Regions from separate parts of the Homo sapiens genome. Here region 1 is linked to region 2. Evidence: chromatin contacts called from ENCODE Hi-C data. All regions are on one chromosome and are shown on one strand. The core of a region is the stretch at or near the end of the contact, and the rest is flanking DNA. Distances in the headings are between cores, read along the strand shown.

What was found. Hi-C counts contacts between places; a loop is a spot of excess contacts on that map. Pooled maps may share reads with other maps.
Region 1: a loop to region 2 is called in a map with no recorded cell type, with 6 times the contacts of the local background. The contact joins two enhancer-like sites. A Hi-C loop is called at or near these places in 9 of 37 single-sample maps with no recorded cell type and 8 of 50 pooled maps.

What each region holds. Positions count from the first base shown.
Region 1 is chr6:157,875,958-157,883,040 of GRCh38, forward strand. The region is part of intron 4 of SNX9 (sorting nexin 9); the gene reads left to right. Among named protein-coding and RNA genes, the nearest start is that of SNX9-AS1, 13 kb to the right of the region's middle. Within about 2 kb of position 4,148, at least 2 of the 41 ENCODE cell types and tissues checked have a DNase peak (open chromatin) inside an H3K27ac peak, as active enhancers do.
Region 2 is chr6:157,558,633-157,565,319 of GRCh38, forward strand. The region is part of intron 2 of ZDHHC14 (zDHHC palmitoyltransferase 14); the gene reads left to right. Among named protein-coding and RNA genes, the nearest start is that of MIR3692, 33 kb to the left of the region's middle. RefSeq lists enhancers at 2,776-2,905, 3,183-4,156, 3,266-3,345, 3,466-3,545. Within about 2 kb of position 3,019, at least 6 of the 41 ENCODE cell types and tissues checked have a DNase peak (open chromatin) inside an H3K27ac peak, as active enhancers do.

The sequences.
Region 1 (7,083 bases), core at 2,898-5,397, 320 kb after region 2:
CGATGAAACCCCATCTCCACACGTTAAAAAAAAAGTTAAAAAAAAAGAATTAAAATATTGTTAACTGCTTACATCTTTAGAAATGAATGGGCTTTAGGAGATGTTATTTCTTGATTTTTTTTTTAACTACATAAAAGGTTTTAAATTCTATCAGGCCTGATGATAATCATATCACTTACAAGTATTTGCTTATAAAATATCTGTTTATTAGCCAGGCACAGTGGCTCACGCCTGTAATCCCACCAGCACTTTGGGAGGCCGAGGCGGGCGGATCACCTGAGTTCAGGAGTTTGAGACCATCCTGGCCAACATGGTGAAACCCCATCTCTACTAAAAATACAAAAATTAGCTAGGTGTGGTGGCAGGCACCTGTAATCCAAGCTGCTCGGGGGGCTGAAGCAGGAGAATGACTTGAACTGGGAGGCGGCCACTGCAGTAAGCCGAGATCGTGCCACTGTACTCCAGCCTGGGCGAGTGAGACTCCTCAAAAGAAAAAGAATATCTGTCAATTGACCTTCCAAGTGAGTTTATATAAGTTTATCACCATATACTAACTGCAGGTTTTATACATTTCAAAACAGCTTTTTGTAGACATTCTGAATTACAAATTAGACTCAGATATTTAAAATTTGCAGGCAAGGTGATTGATCACTGTAATTGAAGAATTCTCTTCTGTATTTTATTATTCTATACTACTTGAGAACATTGGCCAGGTAAGGGTTACTCACTGTGAAACGTGAATAGTAGTTATACCTCACTGGAAGTTTTCCCAGGGGTTCTCAACCTGAGCCTCATTGCCGTTTGAGGCCCCGCGCCCTTTCCTAGTGGGGCGGGCCCATCCTGGGCACTGCAGGATATTGAGCAGCCTTCCTAGCTTCTACCTACCAGGTGCCAGTCACATGCACGCCACCTCAGTTGTGACAACCAAAAATGTCTCCAGATATAGCCAAGTGTTGCCTAGGAGCAAAGCCAAGCCAGTTGAGATTCACTGAGTTATACAGAAGCACCCATGAAATGGGTTTGCATTAATAAAGGACAAGATTTTAATAAAAGAATTGTAATGAGGTAATGAGATCATAGAATAAGTGAGGCAAACAAAAAATAGAAATATTTATCTTATTTTAATTCTAGGGACTGACCAGCTATTATCTCAAGATAGGTGGAGGCAGTTTAGCTAATGAAAAGAAATTAAAACTCAGATTTAAGTCATGTTCTGTTAGGAAATATATTCCTTGGTATTTACTTGTAGTTTAATATAAACTGGTATAAGTCTAAAATTTGTTTCGTTTAGGTTATTTAGAAGGTAATAAAAGAAAAAAAAAGCGGGGGGGGCATCTAGTCTAACATTGAATCTAATCAGATCCTTTGAAAGCAAAGAAAAATGAACTGAAACTAGAATTAACAAAATGCAGAAAGCATAGCCGTCATTAATTTGAGCATTTGAATTTAATGTAAATCAAGTAAAAATATTTTAACTGCTATCTCTGCCCTCTGTTATCTGGGATATGAGAACAATTTAAGTAGGCCAAAATTTGGGTACATTTTGTAAATACCATGAAAGATGTCACGAGTAGGAAACCAGATGACCATTAATTGGTAGCTTTTTAAACATTTTCCTATCAGGTTTGCCCATTGCTTTCATTTTCTGAATGCGGGTAGGAAGATGTGTGCTCTGAGGTGAGCTGCTTGGGAGGCTCTGATTGCCTGTGCTCTCTCCCAGGGTCGGTTTTGTTTTGAGAGCGGGAACCTCAGAGAAGCTGGGCCTCTCTCCTGTCCATCAGGCCCATGGGCACATCCCCTCTCAGGCATGCATCTCTTCAGCTTGGCACACTCTGCCAACTTCTGAGCCAGTGTCTCTTTACTCATCTTAGCATCAGTAAGTTTAAATTTGACTCTCCTCCCACACAAGCAAGTTGAAGCCCCACATTCAGTTGGTTATCCAACTTCCTGAGTGTCGTATTTTTCTTTAAGTATATCTTTTTAAAGATCTCTTTGAATAACTTATTTCGAGCCTGCTACTCTTTCCTTGACTTTGTATTCTTAATCTGTGCTGCATTTCAGAGTAACTAGTTCATAAATGTATAACCTACTATGTAAGATAGCACTTTCTTTTGGTTTTTCTTAAAACTCCTAATTTCAGGTTGCTTGGGGGACCCTTTGGTTCTAGATTCTTACTGAGTAGTCTCAGGTGAGCAGAGTTGCTGGTGTCAAGGCAGTGTTGCTGCATCCAGGTCCCTGGCCCACTGTGATTGCTTTCCTCTTTTGGTGGTGAGAAAACGCTTTATCAGCCAAAACGCAGTTCAGCTTGGCTGCAGTTTAGACTAGAATTGTCAGTGTGAAAGGAATATGATGAGTTGTTCTTTAAATGGACTGAAACAGTTTGATTTGGAAAATTATAAAGCTGTTTATTAAACTACTTGGAGAAAATAATAGACAGCATTTTTTTTATGATCTTGGAATATGGAAGCCCACCATTTTTTTTTTTTTTTTGAGACGGAGTCTCGCTCAGTCGCTCAGGCTGGAGTGCAGTGGCGTGATGTCAGCTCACTGCAACCTCTGCCTCCTCCTGGGTTCAAATGATTCTCCTGCGTCAATCTCCTGAGTAGCTGGGACTACAGGTGCCCGCCACTACGCCCAGGTAATTTTTGTATTTTTGGTAGAGATGGGGTTTCACCATATTGGCCAGGCTGGTCTCAAACTCCTGACCTTGTGATCCGCCCACTTCAGCCTCCCAATTGCATCCGGCCTATGGAAGCCCTTTCTGAGACTGACAGCACAAAGTCTAGTGGCCATTAAGGATATAATTGATACATTTAAGTAAACAAGTAATATTAAATTAGCAAAAATACTTCTGACTTATGACGGATACAGGCTAATTCCATTCATATACATACACTCTTGCTAATCTGTAAGAAAAAGATGAAGAATTCAGAAAAATAGGTAAAGTGTATAAACAGGCTGTCCTTTGGTGGGGGAAGGTACTAATAGTTAATATACTTGGGAAAATGCTCATTTTAAGATTCTTCTATCAAACTAGCAGAGAATGAAAACAGTTTAAAAGCTAGTGTCATACAGGTGTGGTCAGACAGGCAATGTCATACAAAGCGAGGGAAAGGATAAAGTGATGAAGCTTTTCGGGGCTGGTTCGGTAATGTATATGAGTATTTACAATGCATATCTCTAAGGCCCAGCGGTTCTGAGTTCCTCCTGCAGATCTGCTCGCAGAACGCAGGTTTCTGGGCAAGAACGTTTCCTACGGCATTGTTTGTAACAGCAGAAAACCGGAATGTAAATGTCTGTCAGCAGGGGACTGATCAGATGAACTATAGGCAGCCACGCAGTGGAAAGCTGAGCTTCCCTTAGGGAGAGTGAGGGTAGATTTAGATGTACAGATAGAGGTATGATTTTTTTAAAAGGCACCTCAGTATGGGTAATGTTATCTTTCTTGTGTTTCAGTGCACACACATACACACACACCATAGATGCAAAGTGTGTAGAAAATGTATTGAAGGATACCCAGGAACTGAATCAAACTCTCTTCATTTTCTTATTCAAATACAGATTTTATATTACCCAGATAAGGACAACCATTTTATTACCTTTGAAAAGAAAGCATAGTTTTTAGTGGTTAATATTAGTTTCATTATTAGTTACTTATCGGTTATTTCACAGTTTCAAGAGTATTTCACGTTAGTGGCTGAACCACTAGAATGAATGGACCAGCTGATGGGAATGAATCTCAATTGTTAAAAATCTCTACTCCTGTGTGTGCTAGTCTTGTTTTTCATCAGTTATTGTTGTTTAGATTACATCACTGCTGTGATTCTGAAAAGGTTTCAGTATAGATCTTAAACTCTCAGATTACTGCTTCTTTAGAGTACTTACTTTTGAGAAATTAATAGAAAGTTTTTGTTTGTACCTTTCTAAAGAATGAGAACAATGAGGTTTAAAAGCTACTTAAAAGTTCTGTAAACCTAGATGTCTTATCTGAAGGTTTTCTACTTGAGAGGTTTGTTTTCTGTCTCCTTCAAATACTAGAAAGATGTGTATACTTGGAATAAAGCTGCTTTTGTTTTGCTGAGAGCCCTTCTGGCCTCTGTCACATGCTCTCCCTGGCATCTCTCTGTTTTTCTGTTTCACACCCCGCCAGTCCCCAGGTGAGTGGTGTGGTGGGAAGCATGTAAGCTTTGCTGTTAGATCCAGGCTTGCCAGTGCGGCTCCACTGTGTAAGAATTGTGGCTTTGGCATAAGACCTGCCTCCTGAACCTCCTGAATAGTCAGTGGATTAGGCCACCAATATAAAGTAGTGCCGGACACATGGAAGATATTTCATAAATATTTTCCTTCTTTTCCCACTTCTTCCCTCCTTTAAAAGGGGGTCTTCAATCCACTTACCCTTTTGTGTTCCAGCCTCTCTCACTATTCTACCCTCTCTAATCGTGTAGATTCCCTTATAAAGTGTCTCTCTAATCTTGAATTTTCTCTTTGATTTGCCCAATTTCTAGCTTTTTGTTGAACAGTTCTATCAGCATGTCTCCTTTGTATCTGAAATTCATCTTCAACCGAATCACTTATTTCCCCACAAAACTAGTTTCTCTTCCTGACTTTCCTGTTTCTGTTTCTCTGAAATGTTACTTCTTTCTGTGCCCTCTTTTTATTCTGCTTTAAAACCCTAACCGAGTGCCATCGTGAGCCACAGTTATTGAGAGGCGTGCTCTGCATCCTTGAGATGTGGAAAGAGGGAACTGATTGAGATCCATTGTTCTAACAGATTTCCTGTCTTTTCTCTCCTCCTTAAGAGGCAACCTAGCTTGGTGTCAAGGCAGTGAGTTTAGGAGCCAGACTGTCTAGGTTTTAATCCCAGATCTCACACATCCTATGTGAATCAGGGTAAGCTGCTTAGCATCTCTGTGCCTCATCTGTAAAACCTCATGGGATTTTTGGAAAAAGTAAATGAAAAAAGAGTTCTAAAGTATTTAGAAGAGTACATGGTACTTAGTAGTGGTTTAATAATTGTTAATTATAGTTATCTCATATACCACTGCTTCTAAAACAAGACATTAAGGACAGGCACACTTCATTTATTGCCCTTTGCTTTATTGCACTTGACAGATAATGCATTATTTACAGATTGAAAGTTTTTGGCACCCCCTGCATTGAGCAAGTCTATGGGCGCCATTTTGTCAACAGCATGTACTCACTTGGTGTCTCTGTTTCACGTTTTGTTAATTCTTGCAATGTTTCATACTTTTTCATCATTATTATATCTGTTTTGATGATTCATGATGAGTGATCTTTGATGTTACTATTGTAATTGTTTTGAGGCACCACAATGGCGAGCTTAATTGACATGTTTTATGTGTTCCGCCTGTTCTACCCGCCAGCCATACCCTCGTCTTTCTCCCTCTCCTTGGACCTCCCTATTCTCTGAGACACAACCGTATTTCAGTTAACCAATTATTAACCCTGCAGTGGCCTCTAAGTGTTTCAGTGAAAGGAAGAGTCGCATTTCTCTCACTTTAAATCAAGAGCTAGAAATTATTAAGCTTAGTGAGGAAGGCTTGTCAAAAGCTGAAGCAGGCCAAAAGCCAGGTCCTCTTGAGCCAAACACTTAGCCAAGTTGTGACTGCAAAGGAAAAGTTCTTGAAGGAAATTAAAAGTAGTAGTCCAGTGAACACTTGAATGATAAGAAAGTGAAATAGCCTTATTGCTGATAAGGAGAAGGTTTGAGTGGTCTGGGTAGAAGATCAAACAGGCCACAACATTCCCTTAAGCCAAAGCCTAATGCAGAGCAAGGTCTTAACTATCTTCAATTCTGTGAAGGCTGAGAGAGGTGAGGAAGCTGCAGAAGAAAAGTTTGAAGCTAGCAGAAGTTGGTTCATGAGGCTTAAGGAAAGAAGCTGTCTTCATAATATAAAAGTGCACGGTGAAGCAGCAGGTGCTGCTGTGGAAGCTGCAATACATTATCCAGAAGATCTAGCAAAGATTATTGATGATGGTGCTGCACTAAACAGATTTTCAGAGCAGATGAAACAGCCTTCTATTATTGGAAGAAGATGCCATCTAGGACTTGCACAGCTGGAGAGGGGAAGCCAGTGCCTGCTTCAAAGTTTCAAAGAACAGGCTGACTCTCTTTAAGGGGCTAATGCGGCTGGTAACTTTATGTTGAAACCAGTGCTCGTTTACCATTCTGAAAATCCTAAGGGTCCTTAGAATTATGCGGAATCTACTCTGCCTGTCTTCTGTAAATTGAATAGCCAAGCCTGGATGACAGCACATCTGTTTGCAATATGATTTACTGAATATTTCAAGCCCACTGTTGAGACCAACTGCTGAGAAAAAAAGATTTCTTTCAAAATATTACTGCTCATTGACAATGCCCCTGGTCACCTAAGAGCGCTGATGGAGATGTACATGAAGATTGATGTTTTCATGCCTGCTAATACAGCACTTATTCTACAGCCCTTGGATCGAGGAGTAATTTTGACTTCTAAGTCCTATAAGAAATACATTTCGCAAGGCTATGGCTGCCATAAATAGTGATTCCTCTGATGGATCTGGGCAAAGTACATCGAAAACCTTCTGAAAAGGATTCATCGTTCTGGATGCCATGAAGAACATTCATGATTCATGGAAGAAGGTCAAAATGTCAACATTAACAGGAGTTTGGAAGAAGTAGATTCCAACCCTCATAGAAGATGTTCATGAAGGAAGTAACTGCAGATGTGGTAGAAATACTAAGAGAACTAGAATTAGAAGTGGAGCCTGAAGATGTGACTGAATTTCTTCAACCTCATGATAAAACTTGAACAGATGAGGAGTTGCTTCTTATGGATGAGCAAAGAAAGTGGTTTCCTGAGATGGAATCTATTCGTGGTGAGGATGCTATGAACATTGTTGACAACAAATGATTTAGAATATTCCATAAACTTAGTAGATAAAATAGCAGCAGGATTTGAGAGAATTGATTCCAGTTTTGAAAGAAGTTCTACTGTGGGCAAAATGCTATCAAACAGCATCACATGCTACAGAGAAATCTTTCATGAAAGGAAGAGTCAATTGACATGGCAGACTTCATTGTCT
Region 2 (6,687 bases), core at 1,769-4,268:
TTTTATGTCTTCTGTTTGGGATCCTCATTTCAGGCCCTTATGATTCTGTTTTTCCACTTGACAGTGCACAGGGTGGTTGTAAGGAGTCATTACTAAAACAAAAATGATTGGGATGGCATTTTGCAAAAATCACCAAGTGAACTTTGGTGGTAAAAAAAAAAAAGCAAACAAACAATAAAACAAAGTTCAAGTAATGTAGATCAGAGATTCCTCTTCCCTGCTGTAGGAACTTTCTAGGGGAGAAGCATCTGGAAGCAGGACTTGCAGGCACAGCTGCTCAGCCCCCAACCTCGGAGGGTGGATTTCCCCCCAGCTCTCTAATACAAATGAAAGTGAGCCCTTTGAGTCTAATCACACTTCCCAACTCTTACAGCTCAAAACACACAAACAATGAGCTTTTTCAAGCTCCCCATGAAGCTCTGCCGAGATAAAAGCAGTTAACAACCACTCTTCCATGATGATAAATGGTTGTTGGTTTTCTTTAATCAATATTTTAATAACTATTTGCACACTTTGACAATTATGACTACAGAGAGACTGATGGTGATTACAGAAGCAGATTGCAAAGGTGATTCACGAGGATGTGGTGGTCGGCCATCTCTCTGGGACAAGTGGGCTTTAGCCGGGAACCTGCTGCCCCACAGGCTTCTGAAGCAGGTGTACTGTAGCTATTGCGTGGGCAGCTGATGTGGCAACAGTCGGCCCCGCTTCCTGGCTGACGCGCTCTTCTCCAGGACAGCTTTGCTCCCCAGCAAGTGCAGCAAAAATTCACTCCAGAATCAGTCACTTGCCTCTTTCCGTGGGCATGACTTTAGAGCCATTGGCTTTAGAGCTGAGTTGGCCACCACCCTGTGCCTGCATGAGTGGAAAGAATCCGCTCAAGCTGGAACTGCCCTCAGGTCTCCCAAGGAGAGCCCAGCCACCCTGCCATCTTGAAGGGCATCTTCCTGGAATAACAGCATGCTCATGTTTCCTGGCACTTCTTCTCATTCTCAGTTAAAGACATACTCCATTCATTGTTTTCACTGTTTTGTTTTTCCCCACTTCAAGCTCCAGGTTGTCATGAATACTATTTTGGAGTTGGACCCATTATAAATGTTTTGTCCAGAAAAGAGTCTGGAAGGAAAGCTCTGAAACGTCTGGATTTACAGAGAGAGAATTAGGAGCTGTCTTTCTACATTGTGTCAAGTTTTAGAAATAAACATGAAGAACCAAAATAATAAAATGATGGAAAAAATTCACTGTGAAAGAAGTTGAAATAGGCCCCCATGGACAGGGCTGCAGGGAGCAAAATAGAAACCTTACTTGAAAATAAACATGAAGATGTTCATGATAGAGTTATTTATAATAGTGTAAAGGAAGTAGAAGCAATTTCTATGCATACCAGGAGGGAAATGGATACACGAATTACACTATACGTCTATGATGAATTACACTATACCTTTCCACTCATGCAGGCACAGGGTGGTGGCCAACTCAGCTCTAAAGCCAATGGCTCTAAAGTCATGCCCACGGAAAGAGGCAAGTGACTGATTCTGGAGTGAATTTTTGCTGCACTTGCTGGGGAGCAAAGCTGTCCTGGAGAAGAGCGTGTCAGCCAGGAAGCGGGGCCGACTGTTGCCACATCAGTTGCCTACACAACAGCTACAGTACACCTTCTTCAAAAGCCTGTGGGGCAGCAGGTGCCCGGCTGAAGACCACTTATCCCAGAGAGATGGCCAACCACCACGTCCTCGTGAATCACCTTTGCAATCTGCTTCTGTAAACGCCACGTTGTTAGAACGTCTTAAAATATTGATATCAAAGATATCTAATGGCTTATAAAAGTTATCCTTATACAATTTCAATGAAAATATGCAAAATACAAAATTGGATGTACATTGGGATCTTAATATATATAGGAATTATAAGGAAATATAAACAAGTTTTTTTTTGTGATTGGACTGGCAAGTAATTTTAGTTTTTTTCTCTGTACGTTTCTGATATTCCCTATGATGAGCATGTGTTACCTTTATAATTAGAAGAAAAAAAATCAGTAAATGTCATTACATAAACTCTAGCATTAATAGATATGCATTCAGCAAACATTTATTAAGCAGTACTTCTTACTCATTGCCTTGGCCTTGGCAAATCACGAATTCTCTCTAGGGGCTTTGTGTTTTCATCTGGATAATGGGATCCCACGGCCTTGCCTGACTCACAGAAGCATTATGAGGAACGGATGCATTAACCTGAAGAAGCTGTGAAAATAGCAGATTGCTTATCCAAGCACAACATTATGAGGCGTGGCGTGTCTAATCACGAACCCACTAGAACATGAGAAAGAAGAAATTGAACAAGACTGTAATGAGTTGTTTGGAATGGAAGCCCATAAGAAACTAAAACCAAAAAATAGTCAGCATTTAAATGCAGAGTGCAGAAGGACATTTCGGGGAGCCCAGGTCCTCAGAGCGTGGGGGTGTTAGCTGCCCTGTGCAAGGCGGTCCTTTATTGGAAATCGCCTCAGAGAGCATTGCTGAGTGTGGCTTCTTGCAACTACACCTGAGAACGACATTCACTCTGCTTCATTGAAAACAATCTATCCCGTGTGTGGAAGAAGCATGCCTTGCTGGGGTCAGGGCCAGGGACAAAGCTCAGAGGCCATGCTGAGTTTTCATCAAACACCTGCTGAGCAGCTGGCACGTGCCAGGACACGGTCTAGGCTGAAGGCTGCCATCGTAGTGCAGAATAGAATCCCGTGGAGGTTGGAAATGTTTACCTGCTTGCTTTTTTTCTTACCGTGTGTATTATTTTCAGTAATAAAATGTATACATATACAAGTGAGCACCTTCCCCTGGAAATTCTGACTCAGCAGGTAGAGTGTCCGACGGGCGCGCATGTGAGACCTGCTGTCCCGGCGCTCAGATACACATGGGGGACAAAAATGACAAAGCAGCCACCCTCAGTTTATAATTAGGAAACAGAAACTATACACGCACACCTGGCACAGAGCAGGTGCTCTCACCCAGACCTCTTGAATTGTTGAGTTGAATTTATTTATTTATTTGAGATGGAGTTTCACTGTTGTCACCCAGCCTGGAGTGCAGTGGCGTGATCATGGCTCACTTTAACCTCCACCTCCTGGTTTCAAGTGATTCTGCCTCCACCTCCCAAGTAGCTGGGATTATAGGTGTGCACCACCACACCCGGCTATTTTTTGTATTTTTTGTAGATAAGTGGGGTTTTCACCATGTTGGCCTCCCAAAGTGCTGGGATTACAGGTGTGAGCCACTGTGCTGGGCCCTGAATTTAAAAGTTAAACGCAGAATACATAGATGTTCTCAGAGGGTTAGATACTTTTTTTCCCTTAGTATCTGAGGTTTTTGTGGGTTCAGTGAGAAACCTGGGTGTTTATAACATATAAACAAAATGATTTCAGTTCCTCAACTCACACAGCTTTTCACAGGGAAGGGGCAGAAGATGCAGCTTGAAGGTATCCAGAAAACATGTGTGGGGCAGTCAGACGGAGCAGCTGCAGCCTGGGGGCGTAGGGGCTGTGGGGACCTGCAGTAGCCTGGTTGGCAACCATGAGAAGAGAGAGGAAGGGCCTATAAGTCAGTCCATCTGTGACCACAACACCCACAGCCCTGGGCAATGAAGGGCAGAAGTGGGGACCAGGGATGCCCAACTGGGGTTTAGCCGTGAGAACAGCTGGTGCAGCCTCAGAGAAGGCGCTGCAGAAGCTCCCAGGGTGGACGCTGGGACTCCTGGGCCAGAAGCTCTGTGAGCGTGGCGAGGGGTCTCTGCCTTGTTCCGCTGTCCCTGGCTGGCCCCTCATTTTCTGTTGGTGGGGCCAGGGCTGCTGCTGGGCTCTCCATGCGATTCTCTAGGCAGATTTGGGGTGGGGGCTCCCGAGAGGGTCTGTGAAGACTACCACTTCTCCAGGTACAGAGAGGGAGGGGACCCTAAGCTGCTGCCTCTCGCTGAGGTCAGCAGACACTCGATGAGCCACCTGAGCAGCTCATTCGCAGGCAGGTTCCAGGCCCAGTCCTGAGCTCACCACCCAGAGTCTGTTGGAGACAGGACCTGGGAATCTGCATCTAGCACAGTAATGTTTGAGAGTCACTGACTTAAAATATCCTCACATATATAGGGAGCGTTTTATGTGTGTGAAGTGTAGTGCTGTGGAGAGGGGCAGCCTCCTCAGAAAATGGAGGTTGTGTCAGCTAGGAAGCTGCTCAGGACAACGGTTCCCTCCCGCCTCCCACCGCCCCCCAAGCACCCACTGTGCCCAGGTCAAGGAAGAACCTAGAACTCCCCAACCCCACCCCTGCCCTGCAAGAGCTGTGCATTCCTGACAAGAGGCTGCCCAGGAGGTGAAAGGGAGCAAGGCGGCATGGAGGCTGGGGCCATGTGGATGTAGGGTTCATGGTCTTCCTGCGGTAAGAAGCCGGCTCCACAAGGGCCTAGTGTCTCCCAGGCACCCGGAGCTGGGCTGGACTCCTGGAGGTGGTAACTAAGGCAGAGTCCTTGCTCCCACTACAAGCCTGGAGGCTGGAGGGGAAGGCAGCCAGGTTGACTCAAGGGCCTGGATGGCAGAAGTACTGGCCAGGCCTGCCCTCCCAGGAAACACCACGGCCACCGCTTAGCAATGCTTCCTGGAAAGGCCCCTGCCCGAGCTTGGCCTGCCTGGGCGTTAAGCGTGCCTCTTCCCCAGCTCCAAGCCAGAAGAGGAGCCGGAGCAGGTCCGGGTGATGTGAGATCACCCAGGAGTGGCTGGTTTCTGCCTTGCCCTGCTCTGACTTGGGGGAGGCTGTTTTGTTTCTTCCCCCTTCCCGGAGTGGAATTTCTCTGTTGAAAGTGGGAGTGTGTGCTCTTATGCCTCCAATACCTGGTTCTCAGGTGGTGCTTATTAGAGAGACCCCATGGCAAGCACTTGCCAGCCCCAGCAGCTCCGTGTATCCACACTGTGTGTATCCAGAACAAAGCTGGTCACTTCTTTACATAGGATGTAAAAAAGATTGGAGTGTGTCCCCAGCCAGCAGGGGCATGCGGTGGGCACTGAACAGGACTAAGTGCGAACTAGGACCAGAGGCACAAGTCACGGATTGCAGATGTCCAGACCTCAAACACCCGGGGAACTCTAAGGCCAGACTTCTAGGTTAGTTAGTTGAGGCTGTGGGGCTGCGGTGAGTGAGGTTGCATTGCAGTTGCATTGCAGTTCTGGGACTTTTCTAGAAGCTGCATGGAAGCGAAACAGTGTGCTCTGGTGGGCTCATAGGCTTCAGGCTGAATTCAGTCATCCCCAAATCTAGCCATTCTGAGTGGCTCCCTAAGGGGGAACCCCTGTCTGCAGACCAACCCCAAGGGCCAGACAGAAAGCAAAAGCCTACCAGGTTTCACTCTGAGGATGTCAGGGCCCTTGCAGAGAGGAAACTGGGCTGGAAATTCAAAGAATGTCTCAGAATCGTATTTCTCCTTAGTGAAATTGACAAAAGAATTGAGAAACTCCTTTTCTGCTGACCAGATTTTTAAAAAAATCCAACCTCACATTCTTCAGTTAGAACTGTTCTTGCATGGTGGTCACAGCTGGTGCCTGCTCACTCATAGTTGGGGCAGGGCGGGGGCTTTGGTTGGATAATCAGGCAGAAGACAAAGATTCAGATCCCAATTCCCTCTGCCGTCTTCATGTCAACCACACCAGGAACCTGAGCAGGTCTCTTTCTTTTCCAGAAGTGGGGTTGGGGGGAAGAACATATTCAGAGGCATCAGTATGTCTATTTGGCTGGAAAGAATTATAGGTATTTAGGAATTGTCTTTTATGTTATGAATACATTTTTTAAAATATGTAGAAATTGGTGACCATTACAGACAAATCTCTAGAACTAGAAACTCAGTTCAACCCAATACATCAGATGTCTAGTGAGTTGTCAGACATCTCTGCAAGGTAGTAAACATTGAAAATAATACAAAGATAAATGAAATAAGTTTTGTGTATGTCAAAATCTAGACCAAACTGCTATTGATCACAAGATGCTTGCTAAGAAATAATTTCTTAAATCTGTCAGCCCTTACATTTTGATTTCACAGCACTTATAGTCCTTTATTAAAGTACCACTGAGCACCAGCAAAGGAGGACAAAATCAATACTGCCAATCTTATGATCAGACTTAGATAAAACTCATTTTTGCCTGATTTCCCTTTGAGAACTCATAGGTTTGGGCCTCTGACGGCTGCTCTGGGTCCTCCAAGGTCAATACGGGGCAGGAGGGGTGAAATTATAGAGATCTGTGGGTGAGCTTCTGCATGCTGCTTTTGATGTAAAAGTATTTTCCAAAGTAAGAATATTTGGGCCGGGCATGGTGGCTCACGCCTGCAATTCTAGCACTTTGGGAGGCTGAGGTGGGTGGATCACTTGAGCTCAGGAGTTCGAGGCCAGCCTGGGCAGCATGGTGAAACCCCACCTCTACTAAAAATACAAAAACATTAGCCAGGTGTGGTGGCATGCACCTGGAGTCCCAGCTACTTGAGAGGCTGAGGTGGGAGGATCACCTGCGTCTGGGAGGTCAAGGTTGCAGTGAGCCAAGATTGCACCACTGCACTCCATCCAGGCAAAAGAGTGAGACCTTATCTCCAAAAAAAAGAGTATTTGAATAATTTCATTTTAATCAGTCTAAGTAGAGAGGTGTTGAGATTTTTCGTGTAATT